2 separate regions of the Homo sapiens genome follow, and region 1 is linked to region 2. The links are chromatin loops, found by intact Hi-C in ENCODE. Cell type or tissue: left ventricle myocardium inferior. All regions are shown on one strand. Each heading gives the region's core, and the rest is flanking DNA. Links, peaks and the distances in the headings are about the cores only. Region 1 overlaps LOC124907888 (a long non-coding RNA gene). Region 2 has its middle 16 kb from the start of HS6ST1.

Region 1 (2,922 bases), core at 222-2,721, 410 kb after region 2:
TTAAAATTACAAATCAAATTTAGAGTTCATCCCATATCACAATTCCTGGGATGTAACTAAAGAAGAACTTAGAGGAAAAGATGTTGCCTTAACTATATTTATTAGAAAATAAGAAATACTGAAAATACAGTGTACACTCAACAGAAAAACTTGAAAAGTGAATAAGAAATGAAACCAATTATAGTAGAAAAAATAAAGTAATATAAAACAGAAATTAATAACATGGAAACAAATAAAAATTCTAATGTTAATTAAAAACCAAAAAGCTGGTATGTTATTTTTTGTTGTTTAACTTTTAAGTTTGGGGGTACATGTGCAGGATGTGCAAGTTTGTTATAAAGGTAAGTGTGTGTCATGGGGGTTGCTTGTATAGATTATTTCGTCACCCAGGTATTAAGCCTAGTGCCCATTAGTTATTTTTCCTGATCCTCTCTCTCCTCCCAACCTCTACCCTCCAATAGGCCCCAGTGTATGTTGTTCCCCTCTTTGTGTTCATGTGTTCTCATCATTTAGCTCCCACTTATAAGTAAGAACGCATGATATCTGGTTTTCTGTTCCTGCATTAGTTTGCTAAGGATAATGGCCTCCAGGTCCATCTATGTCCCTGCAAAGGACATGTTCTCATTCGGTTTTATGGCTGCATAGTATTCCATGGTGTATATGTACCACATTTTCTTTATCTAGTCTATCATTGATGGACATTTGGGTTGATTTCGTGTCTTTGCTCTTGTGAATAGTGCTGCAATGAACATACGCATGCATGTGTCTTTATGACAGAATGATTTATATTCCTTTGGGTATATACCCAGTAATGGGATTGCAGGTTTCAATGGTATTTCTGTCTTTAGGTCTTTGAGGAATCAGCATACTACCTTCCACAATGGTTGAACTAATTTCCACTACCATTGACAGCATATAAGCATTCCTTTTTCTCCACAACCTTGTCAGCATCTGCTACTTTTTGACTTTTTAATAATACGTTTTTGACATTTTAATAATAAGCCATTCTGACTGGCATGAGATGGTATCTCATTGTGGTTTTGATTTGCATTTCTCTAATTATCAGTGATGTTGAGCTTTTTTTCATATGCTTGTTGGCCGCTTGTCTGTTCATATCCTTTGCTTGCTTTTTAATGGGGTTGTTTTTTTCTTGTAAATTTGTTTAAGTTCCTTATAGATGCTGGATATTAGACCTTTGTCAGATGTATAGTTTGCAAAAATTTTCTCCCATTCTGTAGGTTTTCTGTTTACTCTGTCAATAGTTTATTTTGCTGTGCAGAAGCTCTTTAGTTTAATTAGATCCTATTTGTCAACTTTTGTTTTTGTTGCAATTGCTTTTGGCACCTTTGTCATGAAATCTTGGCCTGTGCTGATGTCCTGAATGATATTGCGTAGGTTGTCTTCCAGGATTTTTAAGTATTTAATCCATCTTGAGTTAATGTTTGTATATGGTGTAAGGAAGGGGTCAAGTTTCAATCTTCTGCATATGGCTAGCCAGTCATCCCAGCATCATTTATTGAATAGGGCATCCTTTCCCCATTGCTTGTTTTTGTCAGGTTTGTCGAAGATCAGATAGTTGTAGGTGTGCGGTCTTATTTATAGGTTTTCTATTCTGTTCCATTGGTTCACGTATCTGTTCTTGTGCCAGTACCATGCTGTTTTGTTTACTCTAGCCCTGTAGCATATTTTGAAGTTAGGAAGTGTGATGCCTCCAGCTTTGTTCTTTTTGCTTAGGATTATCTTGGCTATTCAGGCTCTTTTTTCTGTTCATGTGAATTTTAAAATAATTTTTTCTAGTTCTGTGAAGAATGTCAATGGTAGTTTCTTGGGAATAGCATTGAATCTATAAATTGCTTTGGGCAGTGTAGCCATTTTCACAATATTGGTTCTTCTTATCCACGAGCATGGAATACTTTTCCATTTGTTTGTGTTGTCTCTGATTTCTTTGAGCAGTGTTTTGCAGTTCTCCTTGTAGAGATCTTTCACTTCCCTTGTTAGCTGTATTCGTAGGTATTTTATTCTTTGTGTGGCAATTGTGAATTGGAATTTTTTCACGATTTGGCTCTCAGCTTCCCTGTTGTTGATGTGTAGGAGTGCTAGTGAATTTTGCGCATTGATTTTGTATCCTGAGACTTTGCTAAAGTTGCTTATCAGCTTAAGAAGCCTTTAGGCTGAGAGGATAGAGTTTTCTAGATATAGGATCATGTCATCTGCAAACAGGGATAGTTTGACTTCCTCTCTTCCTTTTTGAATGCCGTTTATTTCTTTCTGTTGCCTGATTGCTCTGGCCAGAACTTCCAATACTATGCTGAATAGGAGTGGTGAGAGAGGGCATCCTTGTCTTGTGCAGGTTTTGAAGGGAATGCTTCCAAAAGCTGATATTTTGACAATAATAGTTCAACTTCTTGGTTCTGATGAAAACAAAAAGAAATTCTAAGGACTAATAATCTTCTTTATAAATGAGATAAGTGGCAGACTATAGATACAGGGGAGATTTAAAAACTTTCAAACATGTAAATCTTTATAGATTTACTTGAAAATAATATAATAGATAAACAGTTTTCCAGGAATATGAAATGACCAAAATTGAATTTAGCAACAATAGAAAACCCATCTATGAAATTTTCAAAGCAGTAAAAAAATGTATCCTTAAAAAAGCCAACATGTCTAGACAGTTTTATAGGGTATTTTAAAAAACCAAATCTATAAAAAGACAAACTGTATATTAATAAAAAGTCCCAGAGCATACAGCATAGAAAATGATGGAGAAGCTGCTCAATTTATTCCATGAAGCTGGAAAAACTCCTCCAATGAGGACAGGAAAAAAACCCACCACTTTAGAACATAGAGGCAAAAGTCTCCAATAACATATTGACAAGTTAGATCTGGCAGTGCATCCAGAGTGTATGTCACAACCAGGAA
Region 2 (2,922 bases), core at 307-2,806:
CAAAACAATAACAAGGAATTGTGGGATTTATAGAATAAATAAAAGTAAAATATATGAAAACAAAAGCACAAGACAGGAGGGAGTAAATGAAATATATTGCTCTAATATTTTAGGGGAAAATAGACAAATCCTTGATCATAGCTAGGCATTTTAACACCACTCTCTGAGTGACAGATAGAATTAGCAGCCAAAATCAGTCAAATGTTTTATAAAAATGTGCCTTTTAATCTCTAGAGCAAGCTTGTCCACCCGTGGCCACATGTATCCCAGGATGACTTTGAAGGCAGCCCAACACAAATTTGTAAACTTTCTTAAAACCTTAAGAGTTTTTTTTTTTTTTGAGACAGAGTCGCACTGTGTCACCCAGGCTGGAGTGCAGTGGTGCTATCTTGGCTCACTGCAATCTCTGCCTCCCAGGCTCAAGTGATTCGCCTGCCTCAGCCTCCCGAGTAGCTGGGATTACAGGCAAACAGCGCCACGCCCAGCTTTGTATTTTTAGTAGAGACGGGGTTTCACCATGTCGGCCAGGCTGGTCTTAAACTCCTGGCCTCAAGTGATCTGCCCCCGTCAGCTTCCCAAAGTGCTGGGATTACAGGCATGTGCCCGGCACATTATGAGATTTTTTTTGCGATTTTTTTTTTTTTTTTGCTCATCAGCTAAAATGTTAGTATTAGTGTATTTTATGTGTAGCCCAAGGCAATTCTTCTTCTTCCAATGTGGCCCAGAGAAGAAAGAAGATTGGACACCCCTGCCTAGAGTAACTAAAGTAAACCTCACTTAATGTTATCAGTAGGTTTTTGGAAAATGTGACTGAGTAAAATGACATATAATAAAACCATTTTTTCATCATTATGATGAAATAATGTTGAACACGACGACATTATTTGAGAACCTGCTGTACATTGTTTCACTTGAAGTCAGTTTCCAAGAACCTATTGATGATATTAAGTGAGAGCTTACTTTACTAAAAAAGTGTGAAGAGTTATATCTAAAAGTTCAATAGATGACATTAAAACACACAAAAAAATACTTGATTGACCCCTAAAAAACTCAGGAAAAGTGGAGCAGAGCACAAAACAAAACAAAACAAAGGTGACAAATAGAAAACATACCAAGATGGTAGACTCAAGCCAAAGCATAACAGTTACTACATTGGGTGTAAATAGAAAAACTCTCCAATTAAAATGCAGAGACTGCCAGGCTGGATAAAGAAGAAAGATCCAACTGTACATTGTTTATATAATAAGAAACAACTTAAATATAAAGACAGGTTGAAAGTAAAAGGGTGGAACAAGATATACCGTGAAAACCCTAACCACAAGAAAGCTGGGGTGGCTATATCAATATCAGAAGAGGTAGCCTTCAAAATAAAGATATAAATGCCAAAAGGGACATTTCATAAATATAAAAGGAAAATTCATGAAACCGTAATAATCCTAAATGTGTATTCACCTAATAACAGAGCCCCAAATACATGAAGCAAAAGCTGACAGAATTAAAGGGGAAAATGACAAATCCATTATCATACTTAGTCACTTCAACACCACTCTCTGAGTAACTGATAGAATGAGCAGACAAAACCAGTAAGGTTACAGAATATTTGAATGACATCATCAAAATGACTTTGACATTTTGAACACTATATCCAACAATAGTAGAATACTTGTTCTTTTTAAGTGCACATGGAAAATTCATTGAGAAATGAAATGATATTGGGCCGGGCGCGGTGGCTCACGCCTGTAATCCCAGCACTTTGGGAGGCTGAGGCGGGCAGATAACTTGAGGTCAGGAGTTTGAGACCAGCCTGGCCAACATGGTGAAACCCTGTCTCTACTAAAAAATACAAAAATTAGCTGGGCATGGTGGCAGGTGCCTGTAGTCCCAGCTACTTGAGAGGTTGAGGCAGGAGAATAGCTTGAACATGGGAAGCAGAGGTTACAGTGAGCTGAGATTGTGCCATTGTACTCGAGCCTGGGTGACAAGAATGAAACTCCATCTCAAAAAAAAAAGGAAATGATGTTGAACAAAATGACATTATTGGAGAACCTGCTTTACGTCGTTTCACTTAAAGTCACAGTTTCCAAAAACCTATTGAAGACATTAAGTGAGCGCTTACTGTACTAAAAAGTAATGTGAAGAGTTATATCTAAAAGTTCAATAGATGACACTAAAACACACAAAAAATACTTGATCGACCCCTAAAAAATGTAAAGATGCCACAAAATAAGTTTCAATAAATTTAAGTGTTTTGATTTTTATATAGAATCTATTCTCTGACCACAATATGACTAAAATAGAAATCAATGACAAAAGGTTATCGAGAAAATTCATAAATATTTGGAAATTAAATAATACACTTCTAAATAACCTATGGGTCAATAGGAAATCATAAAATAACTTAGCAAATATTTTCACCTGAGTAATAATGAAAAGATACTATATTAAAATTTGTGGCTGGGAATGGTTGCCCCCAGCACTTTGGGAGGCAAAGGTGGGCAGATCGCTTGAGCCCAGGAGTTCAACATCAGCCTAGGCAACATGGCAAGACCCTGTCTCTACAAAAGACCAAAAATTAGTCAGGCATGGTGGCATGTGCCTATAGTCCCAGCCACTTGGGAGGTGGAGGTGGTAGGGTCACCTGAGCCTGGGATGTCGAGCTTGCAGTGAGCCAAAATTGCTCCTCTCCACTCCAGCCTGGGCAACAGAATGACACACTATCTCGGAAAAAAAAAAAAAAAAAATTCTGAGATGCAGCTACAGCAGTGTTTAGAGGAAACTTTATAGCTTTAAACACATATTAGGAAAAAAAGGTTCAAATTCACTGATTTAAACTTCTACATTAAGAAGCTAGAAAAACAAGAGTACATTAAACCCAAGGTAGAAAAGAGAGTGAAAAGTAATGAACTAGAAAACAGTAGAGAA

Evidence for each region. Hi-C counts contacts between places; a loop is a spot of excess contacts. Peaks named below come from ENCODE experiments on the same cell type or tissue, not always from the same donor. Only the 100,000 strongest peaks of a DNase experiment are listed, where the experiment ranks them.
Region 1: it touches region 2 in a loop (4-fold over the local background); 44 of 110 quality-filtered maps call a loop at or near these places.

What each region holds. Positions count from the first base shown.
Region 1 is chr2:128,743,233-128,746,154 of GRCh38, forward strand. It overlaps LOC124907888 (a long non-coding RNA gene), which reads right to left. Exons shown (of 2, transcript XR_007087233.1): 2 at 1-2,411. Among named protein-coding and RNA genes, the nearest start is that of HS6ST1, 430 kb to the left of the region's middle. In left ventricle myocardium inferior, for the core only: no CTCF peak of the experiment used is centred there; no DNase peak of the experiment used is centred there.
Region 2 is chr2:128,333,350-128,336,271 of GRCh38, forward strand. No RefSeq gene overlaps it. Among named protein-coding and RNA genes, the nearest start is that of HS6ST1, 16 kb to the left of the region's middle. In left ventricle myocardium inferior, for the core only: no CTCF peak of the experiment used is centred there; no DNase peak of the experiment used is centred there.